4 separate regions of the Homo sapiens genome follow, and all the other regions are linked to region 1. Evidence: read pairs that join two places in POLR2A ChIA-PET (ENCODE). Cell type or tissue: OCI-LY7. All regions are shown on one strand. Region 1 has its middle 46 kb from the start of ITGA4. Region 2 overlaps LINC01934 (long intergenic non-protein coding RNA 1934). Region 3 overlaps LINC01934 (long intergenic non-protein coding RNA 1934). Region 4 overlaps LINC01934 (long intergenic non-protein coding RNA 1934).

Region 1 (2,500 bases):
CATGGAAAAGAGAAGCTATCAAAGCAGAATAATCTCATTGTTGTATTCGGATTTCCCTGCATACCCAAACACACTTTCCTCCTGTGACTGTGGATAAGGGTCTCTTCTGTCTAACACTAGACTTTCTGTTAGGGGAAACTATTTTCTTTCACCTTCCTAGGGGACCATGCATCCATTGCTAGCCTCCTTTCCTACCATCCTCAATCTGTCTTTCTCTACTGAGTTATATGCACAAATAATGAAATCGTCAAATGAAATGATCAAATCTTCATCTCTGGGTGTTTCTTTGTGGATGCTACCCCTTCTCTCTTCAACCTTTACTAGCTAACTTTTTTGAAAGAATAGTCTACTTGCTATTTTCTTTTCCTTGTCTCCCATTTATGCCTTGGTTTGTCTATAATGTAGCTTCTACCTCCATCACACCTGTGAAAAGACTTTCACCAAGTCATAGATTACCCTTGTGCCTGTCACGATTCTAGCAGGAAAGAAATGGGATGAGACTGAGAAATACTTTAGATAAAATTGATAGAAATTCTAATTACAGGGGGCAGGACCAAGATAGCCGACTAGAAGCAGCGCCATTGGGAGGCTCTCATAGGAAAAAACCATAATAAGCGTGTGAATCCTTCACCGGCAACAAAGGTATCCAGGTTCCCTCATCAAAATTGAGTAGAAGACTGGCATGACCCACGGAGAGAAGGAAGAGCAGTGTGGTGTGGCAGCCCACCTGAGAGCCACACAGGGAAGTGTAACCCCCTCCCCCCAGCCAAGGGAGGTGGTGAGTGAGCCTGCTACACAGCTGGGGAAACTGCCTTTTCCACAGAACTGTGCAGCCCACAGATCAGAAGATCCCACTTGCAAACCAACGCTACCAGGGCCTAGCATCCCAAACCCGGAACAGCACAGATTCTTACAGCCTCTCAGCTGGAAACTGCTTAAGCCTACTGAACTCCCCAGGGGGAGTGGCGACCAGCACCAGCTGCAGCTGCCTTCTGTCTAAGCTCATTGAGCTCCTTGGGGGAGGGGCAGCAACCAGCATTGGGACTTGCAACTGCCTAACACACTAAGCTCCCTGGGTGGGGGAAGGGTGGCACCCATTTCTATAGCTCCAGGCTATGCTTTTCCTCTGCTGGAGCCACGGAGGCTGGATGGGGTCCCAAGACTTTTCCCCACAGCCCAACACACCGGCTGTGGCAGTCTGCAACCAGAGTGCCTCTTCAGGTCTAACCCTGACCCATCCTTCTTCAGCTGGGGGAGGATTCCCTGCAGGATCTCCAATAACTTCAGCCAGAGTCTCAGGGACAGAATTCAGGTCTCCCTGGGCCTGAGCCCCCAGGGGGATGGGTGGTCACAGTCTCTGTGGACCAGCAGACTTAGCCTCCCCTCCTGGTAGTTCTGGGAAATCCAGGCAGACCAGTGGGGTTTCCCCCAGTGAAACACACCCTCTCCACCAAGGGACAAAGTGCTTGGTTAAATGGGTCCTGCTCCCAATGTCACCCAACTGGGTGAGGCCCTCCAATGGGGGTTGTCAGACATCCTATATAGGAGCAATCCTACTGGCATCAGGTTGGTGCCCCTTGAGGTCAGAGGTCCCAGAAGAAAGAGCAGGCACCCATCTTTGCTGCTCTCCAGCCTCCTTGAGTGACATCTGCAGGCTTGGGAGCAAATCAGATGAATAAGGCCTGAAATGAACTTCCAGCAAATGGCAGCAGCCCTACAGAAGAGAGACCTAACTATTGACAGAAAAACAAACAAGCAGAAAGTGACACCAACAGCATCATCATCAGCAACAACGACAACAAAGAGGCCCCCATAAAACCCTATCCAAAGGTCGGCAGCCTCAAAGACCAAAACTAGACAAACTCACGAAGATGAGAAAGAATCAACAACAACAACAACAAAAAATGCTGAAAACCCAAAAGGCCAGAGTGTGTCTTCTCCAAATGATTGCAGTGTCTCTCCATCAAGGGTGAAGAACTGGACAGAGGATCAGATTGATGAATAGACAGAAGTAGGTTTCAGATGGGTAATAAAAAACTACGATGAGCTAAAGGAACACATTCTAACCCAATGCAAGAAGCTAAAAACCTTGACAAAATATTAGAGGAAATGCTAACTAGAATATCCAGTTTAGAGAGGTATATAAATGGCATGATGGAGCCTGAAAAACACAGCACGAGAACTTTGTGAAGCATACAAAAGTATCAGCAGCCAAATCAAACAAGTGGAATGAAAGATATCAAAGTTTGAAGGCCACCTTACTGAAATAAGACAGGCAGACAAGAATAGAGAAAAAAGAATGAAAAGGAATGAACAAAGCCTCCAAGAAATATGGGACTTCATAAAAAGACTGAACCTATGATTGATTGGAATACCAGAAGGAGACAGGGAGAATGGAAATAAACTGGAAAACACACTTCAGGATATTATCCAGGAGAACTTCCCCAACCTAGCAAGGCAGGCCAACATGCAAATTCAGGAAATACAGAGAACACCATTA
Region 2 (2,500 bases), 63 kb before region 1:
GGAGGGGGGAGGGATAGCATTGGGAGATATACCTAATGCTAGATGACGAGTTAATGGGTGCAGCACACCAGCATGGCACATGTATACATATGTAACTAACCTGCACATTGTGCACATGGACCCTAAAACTTAAAGTATTAAAAAAAAAAAAAAAAAACTAAAGTAGAAAGAATACTGGAAAATAAAATTTAAAAAAAAACAGAAAAAGATAATGAAAGAATACTCAGCACTAAAAAGAAATGAGCTATCAAACCACGAAAAGACATGGAAGAGCCTTACACGATTTTCATTAACTGAAAGAAGGAAATCTGAAAAGGCTACATATCTGCCAGTGAGGAATACGTGTATGACTCCAGCAGTCTGACGTTCTGGAAAAAGCAAATCTATGGAGATGATAAAAAAGATCAGTGGTTACCAAAACTTGGGGGTTGGGGAAGGAATAGGATGAGCATAGAGGATTTATCAGACCATGGCAATACTCTGTATGAAGTATAATGATGGATACATGTCATTCTTATACATTTGTCTAAACATGCATCCTGTGTGACTGTGCACATTTAAAATATGGACTTTAGGTGATAATGATGTGTCAGTGTATTTTCATCAATTGTAACAAACATACCACTCTGGTGGGGGATGTTGATAATGGGGGAGGCTATGCATGGGTGGGGACAGGGAGTATGTGACAAATTTCTGTACCTTCCTCTCAGTTTTGCTTTCAACCTAAAACTGCTCTACAAAAAAAAAAAAAAAAAAAAGACTTTTTTTTATACTCAGAGTTTTTTTTTTTCTGAGATTAAGTTGGTTCCAGTGATGTGCATTTACTAACTTCCCCTTTTCTCATTTATTTAGAAATAATATACAACAAGATGTACCTCAAGAATCCATAGAAATGGAGCAAATGAACAAATAATCAAGGGCTACTCCTGTCATTATAATTTTGTGGCTGACCTGGAAGTTATCTTGGTGTAGCTCTGTGACTATTTATATAACCTACTCCTAGCTTCTCTCATTCTCAGGGTCTCTATTCTTAACCACAACTATTTAAACAATATATTTATTGGCAATTCTAGATGACAGATGGACATGTGCTAAGATGATCAGTGTGCACATCTGATTTTTCTAAATAGCCCACAGTAAGTGAATAAGTGAATGTTCAGAAAATATCTGCCATGCTAAATTTAAGGTTCTCGTGCATATTTTATTTAGCATTACAAATTGACTAACAAAATTAAGTAGGGAAAATATATATCAGATCCATGATGTTTTGTGAATAATTGACTAGCCACACAGGTGCATAAGATTTCAGATGAAAATTCCTTCTTTTGTGTGGAATATGTACTATTAAAAGATTATAGGGGGAAATTCCATGGATTCCTTGTCATCCTTTAGAATAACAAGATTTTGTGCATAGTTTATTAAATAGCCACCAGTTTTCTAAATTTTTTGCCATTGTTATAATTTTACCTATATCACACTTATTCTAAGAAAATAAAATTTTATCACTTATTCTGACAATCATTATGCTTAAACAAAACTGCCTCTATTTTCTTCTGTTCTGGGGAACAGGTTGCTGCTTAAGCATAGCACTCTATCCTTGCTTTCCTATAGCACTCTGCACTTTCACCTTGTAGCACTTGACACAATTATAATGGTATAATGACTCCTATAATGATTCATTTTATATTTGTCACCACCACTCAATTATAAACGATATGCAGTCAAGGTTCATGGCAGAAGTTTTTTAACTCATGCTATGGCCTCAGCCCAAAGTAGATAATCAATGAATATTTTTTTTTAAATTAAAGAATGGATAGACAGAAGAGAGTGGGGAATCCTATATCTTCCTCTACTCTTTGCCTTAGCTTTTCTAGGACTGCTGTGAGTAGTTGGGGCTAAAAGGAGGCAGAGGGGACTCAGGCAGCAAGCTCCTCTGCCACCAAAACCTCTGCTCAATCTGTGCTCAGTCCCTCCCACTTTGGCTCTGGGTGTCAAATATCCTGCCATTGTGGACATAAACAGATGAGAATATGATTACTGTGAGACCAGCAAAAGTTTTAGTGCGCTGACAAAAATAATAATAATAATAATAATTGCTTACACACATGGTCAAGGTCACTCTCACACCACACACCAACATTTAGGTAGCACACACTCAGCCCCTTTTGTAGACAGAATTTATTGTGGACAACTATACTACTATGAGTATATCCTTAACCTTTTGAAGTTGACCTCAGGGAGGAGAACCAGGAGGATAATTTACACAATTCTCTTTAGTGTAACTATCAGAAATAGAACATAAGATAGCTGGAATACAATTCTAGCAGTGTTTTATATTTTACTGTTTTATTCTGATTATTTAACATAAATAACTCGCCACATACAGTACAGCTTAAAATAAATCATTAGAACTATATATGTAACATACTAAGTCTAGGTGGGCCCAGTGATGAAGCAGATACAGGGGCTTCAACAGACAAGGTGAAAATAGATTAAAATG
Region 3 (2,500 bases), 260 kb before region 1:
TCCTCCAGTGTGGCCAGAGTGGACACCCAGGCCGAGGAGGCATGGAGAGCAAGCGAGGGCTGCTAGCAAGTTGTCATCTCTTACTACCTACCATTGCTGTAGTGCAGCCACAGCATCTTATGTATGGTGGATTTGTGAAGCTTTACACTACTGTTACATGGTTTCTCAATCATATTTATCGTTTATACAAGAGCTCACAAATTAACAATTCTTTTACCTTGTTTCCAAATACCAGCATAGTCACAAAATGAATGACTCAGGAAGTGTAGATCTAGAAGAACCAGATAATTGCACATAAGTTTGGTGAGATCAGCATGGTTGTTATGTTGTGGGTGTACTTTGTTAGCTGTCTTTATTTTTATTCTCAGCCCTTTGTAGTGCTTTAAATGGCAGAGGTTTTGAGAATGGGTGTCCCAATGACGTTACTGAGGGCTGAGGTTAAGCATTACATAGAATGGTGGTACTTAGTTGTTGGCCATGACTGGTTTCCTCACCATCTGTGTGAAAAACTGTCAAAAGTACGTATTATTATGCTGATCACCAGGCATGGATACCCAAGTTTCCTGTGGTGGCCTGACTCTGCCATGTTGCTATAATTATAACATAAAATATGGCATGTTTTCCTATTACTCTTGAGTTAGAAAACATACAAGCCAATGCCACTGAGGAGTGTAGTGGTGGAATACACCAGTAACAAGGGGCATCTAACTTTGGTGCCTTTCACTCTTAAAGCTCACCTTGTATCTTAGCAAAGAATATACTTGACCTAGCTCACAGTCCCTATTCCACACAGGGACCAAGCTTCTTTCTTTCATTTTTATGATTGACATAGTTTTTGAGTAGGTAATATATTCAAATGAGTCAAAACCCAGAAAGTATATAGATATCTGTGAAAAGCCTTCTTTCCTTCCCATCCCGCTGTTTAATTTTCACACATTCTTCCCCATCATGGCCACAAACAGGTAATGTGTGCTGTAGGTTTCTTGTGTATCCTTAAAGAGATAGATTTTTTTTATAGCTGTAACTCGATATAAATATATTTTATTTTTCTTTCTTAAAAAGACTCATAAATGATGTGTATAAATATATTTATATCTCTTACAACTCAGCACAATGCTGGTGTAATGATTTGATATTCAAGCAAATCACAAAGCTCTAGTTAAATTAGTCTTTAATATATAGCTAAGAAAAATCGTTGGCAAATTTGTGTGCATTACAGAGCTCAAATGCCTAAGCATTGCCTGCCTCTGTTCTCAGTAAGCATATGTTTTATTTAAAGAGAAATCATCAGGTTTATCTGGGTTCATCCTAATGTATTCAGCACATTAACACTTGTTTCCAATAGAGTTTAACAGCTTCTTTTTACCAATCCCTTTAGTAAAATCTTTTATAATATAATAGTTTAAACCCAACTTATAAAATATAAAATGTGTAGTTCCAATCAACATTAAAGTGTGTTATATGTATAATTTAATATTTCTTAAATTTTTATTCATTAAAAAATCACATACTGGTCTTGATTTGAAACAGCGTTTCAAATGGTTTTTAGTTATGTAAATTATTTCTCCCCTGACTGTGTAATTACATGATGGACTGGTTTCTAGAGTATCATATACTTAATGTGAGTTTCTAAAAATGCTTTAATCATATAATTGCTAGTTTATCAAGTAGAAATATAGGTTTGAGAACACTATCATTATGTCATTATTTTCCACAAAAGACTGTGAAACACACTGAAGAGGCTATTATGAGGCAAATAACAGTTTTCTGTGGTGTCTAAATTTGCAAGGATTATATTTTTAAAAGAATAGTAAAGAAAATACCTAAAGGTGAAGAGCTTTAAATCTAGCCAGCCAATTTATGTTGTGTCTCTATGAAAAACCAGTCCAGGCAAAGAGAGTGAATAGGTTAAGACCAGAATAATGAAGATAGTAGATTATCTAACTCAATGAGTGATACTAATATTTAATAATTGATTCACTAAATTCTGCAAGAAAGCCTAAAGGAAATGAAATAAAGTGGAGATATTTTATTTTATTTATACTAGAATCCAGTTGCATTGCTCTTATACTAATTATTACTGGCTGTACCATGTTCAAGTGTGATTGAAATAGAAAATCATTTATCTTCAACTGGTCTACCGCCAGTAGGAACAGGGAAATATAATCTAGAAAGGCTAAGTGGTTAAATTGAAGTCTAGTTTTACAGAAATTAAAGATTTAAATAAACGTTTTCTGATTTATTGAGTAGTCATGGGTGAGAAAATGTTTTTATTTTCAACAAAGTCTAGTAAAAGTCTAAGGTTAAAATTGCTCCCTCTGTGGGTTTAGTATGAGAAGAGAAGACTCCTAAAAAGTCCTCTCTCAAGAAAAAGTCTCTCTCAATATATTTCTGTTACACACACACACACACACACACACACACACACACAGTCAGCCTTTCGTGTGCAGGTGTTCCACATCCCTGCGTTCCACCAATGATGAATGGAAAATACTTGGAG
Region 4 (2,500 bases), 230 kb before region 1:
CCAGCAGAGCAGATTTCTGAGTCTGATATTGAATGGTTTTGTTTTGGAACATTGTGGATTGTGAACATTTTTGTGGTGGGAGCCAAAGAGAATAGAGCTTTGTCCTATGAATGTATATTCTAAAATTAGTCAAAATTTAACTTGTTTAGTTTAAATATTTCAAAATATATTTTCAACTCCTCAACTTTAAAATTATAAAAATATTGTTGACAAATATCCATTTTTTTCTTACCACAAGCCACTTTTCAGTATACTAAGAGAATAAGAATTAAGTTCAAAACAGCAATCAATGTATCCCTGGGAAAACAAGTTCTGATGATTTTGTTTTTTGTGTAAATCTGTTCAAGCTGAATCTAACCATGTGTAAAGGAGCTAGAGACCAGGCCCTGCAACCTGTGCTGCCCTCTCTTTAACAAGGTTTTGGTCAATAACTATAACTGAACCACAAAAACAGATTATATATCCTAATTTAAGGGACTTTGGGGTTCTGTTTTGGAGAAACTTTATGCCCCGGCTCTTGCTTGAATAAGAAAATTCTGACAAACATAGCAAAATCCAGGTTGATGCTGGCTTCTGTTGAGGAACTAAGGAGAAGGCCAAGGGCTTAAACTATACTGTGTACAAGAAGCAGCTGAAAGGTACCCTTTGTGATTCTTTTGGCTAGTTAGAAATTTTTCAAAAGTATATCTTGTTCTTAGGAGGCAACCTCTAGACTCACACATAATGAGCAGCCTTGGAAAATTGTCTTCACCTGATGGCTCCATTTTTAGCAGTCATTCTGAAACCTAGCACTGGGGGAGATTAACAGAAATCAAGTTCTTCTGTGAAGGCAGTTGAGACTCTTTTACTCATTCCAAACACACAATTTAAAGGAGTGTAAAAAAAGAATGTGACATGAACACAATACCTATTGCAGAATCCACATATAGAGATGGTCAGAAATTGTCAGACCTAGAAAGTTCTCAGAGTTAGAGGTCATTTATTACAAATTGCTCACCTCTTTTTCTTATCAAGTAAACAGAGGACTGGGGTGATTTAGTGACATTCTTGCTAAGGCATACTTATGTGACAAGGTGCAGAAGTAATTGGCTAAATGGCAAATTGAAACTAAAATTCTTGTTTGAAATCTATTTTTCAGATTATGCTTCTTAAAACTTGTCTTAAATCAGTTACTTAAATCCTCAAAATATTTCAAAGCTTTGTCATTAGCTACCAGATGAAGAACAAATGCTTCCAGCTGGTGTTCAATATCTTCTGATTTTCCTTTACGGTGGAGGTCAGAAAGCTCAAATACCTGCTGAAATCAGTTACCTAAGAATTGTTGAAGCAAGATTTATGAAAAATGTTTATCTTTATTACAAAACAACAACAAAAACTCAGCCTAGTCATAAAAATAGAAGGCAACGGACATTTGCAGAGGTAATAGGAAGTGTTAGGGACTGTGGCCTTCAACACAGTACCTTCCCTGACCTGCAGGGGTCTACTTCTGCTCAAATTCATTGATTACTGACATGTGGGGATGCAAACCCAGCATTGCTATCAGAATTTTAGATTTTTCGAGAAGCCAAACATTTAGAGTTGTATGTGTAATCTCCCAATATTTAAATACTGGTTGTTAAACACCCACTTTCTTTCTCTTGCTCATTCTCTCCTTCTTATTATAGTTAGGAAACTAAATACTGAGCAGGTCAAACAAATCATCAATTTGCTCAATTCAGCTCTGGTCTGACATTTACTCCCTAGGTATTGTAGTAGGTGTCTCTTACTCCCTGTATATAGGCTTTATGTTCCATGCTCCACCTTTCTCCTATCATGACTTCCATGGTCTTGCCTCTTTGCCTTTGTTCTTATAGTTCTTATCCCCAGGAAAGCCTTATTTACATCCAGTTTATTGAAAACTTAACCTACCATCACAATCGACCTCAAATTCTTTTTTTTTTTTTTTTTGAGACGGAGTCTCGATCTGTCACCCAGGCTGGAGTCCAGTGGCATGATCTCGGCTCACTGCAAGCTCTGCCTCCTCCAGGTTCACGCCATTCTCCTGCCTCAGCCTCCTGAGTAGGTGGGACTACAGGCACCCGCCACCACGCTCGGCTAATTTTTTTTGTATTTTCAGTAGAGACAGGGTTTCACCGTGTTAGCCAGGATGGTCTCAATCTCCTGACCTTGTAATACGCCCGCCTTGGCCTCTCAAAGTGCTGGGATTACAGGCGTGAGCCACCGCGCCCGGCCGCTACCTCAAATTCTATGTCCTCCATAAAACTCCTCTCAATCCTCTCTGCCAGGCATCCCACTTCCTTTTACATTTCCTGAGTAATCTCTTTTGTGCTCCATTGCTTAACTCTGCCTTGTACATTTGCTGTTTATACTTTTATGCTCCTACTCACTATAAGATGCATGAGGCAAGACCACCTCTGGAAACTCCACTGTCTGCAAATAACACCTAAATATAGAGGAAACTCAAATCTGATTTTGAACTTATCAACAGTTGGGAAGGAAG

What was found. ChIA-PET counts read pairs that join two places held together with the same protein. Peaks named below come from ENCODE experiments on the same cell type or tissue, not always from the same donor. Only the 100,000 strongest peaks of a DNase experiment are listed, where the experiment ranks them.
Region 2: POLR2A ChIA-PET joins it to region 1 with 7 read pairs; 3 of 35 experiments call an interaction of 5 or more read pairs at or near these places.
Region 3: POLR2A ChIA-PET joins it to region 1 with 6 read pairs; 2 of 35 experiments call an interaction of 5 or more read pairs at or near these places.
Region 4: POLR2A ChIA-PET joins it to region 1 with 12 read pairs; 1 of 35 experiments calls an interaction of 5 or more read pairs at or near these places.

What each region holds. Positions count from the first base shown.
Region 1 is chr2:181,410,264-181,412,763 of GRCh38, forward strand. No RefSeq gene overlaps it. Among named protein-coding and RNA genes, the nearest start is that of ITGA4, 46 kb to the right of the region's middle. RefSeq lists enhancers at 1,156-1,305, 1,316-1,585. In OCI-LY7, a CTCF peak has its summit at 1,315; a DNase peak (open chromatin) is centred at 988; H3K4me3 peaks cover 1,070 bases; H3K27ac peaks cover 2,090 bases.
Region 2 is chr2:181,347,668-181,350,167 of GRCh38, forward strand. All of the region lies in intron 3 of LINC01934 (long intergenic non-protein coding RNA 1934), which reads left to right. Among named protein-coding and RNA genes, the nearest start is that of MIR4437, 43 kb to the left of the region's middle. In OCI-LY7, no CTCF peak of the experiment used is centred here; no DNase peak of the experiment used is centred here.
Region 3 is chr2:181,145,942-181,148,441 of GRCh38, forward strand. All of the region lies in intron 1 of LINC01934 (long intergenic non-protein coding RNA 1934), which reads left to right. Among named protein-coding and RNA genes, the nearest start is that of LINC01934, 23 kb to the left of the region's middle. In OCI-LY7, no CTCF peak of the experiment used is centred here; no DNase peak of the experiment used is centred here.
Region 4 is chr2:181,177,526-181,180,025 of GRCh38, forward strand. All of the region lies in intron 1 of LINC01934 (long intergenic non-protein coding RNA 1934), which reads left to right. Among named protein-coding and RNA genes, the nearest start is that of LINC01934, 55 kb to the left of the region's middle. In OCI-LY7, CTCF peaks have their summits at 1,499 and 1,706; a DNase peak (open chromatin) is centred at 1,456.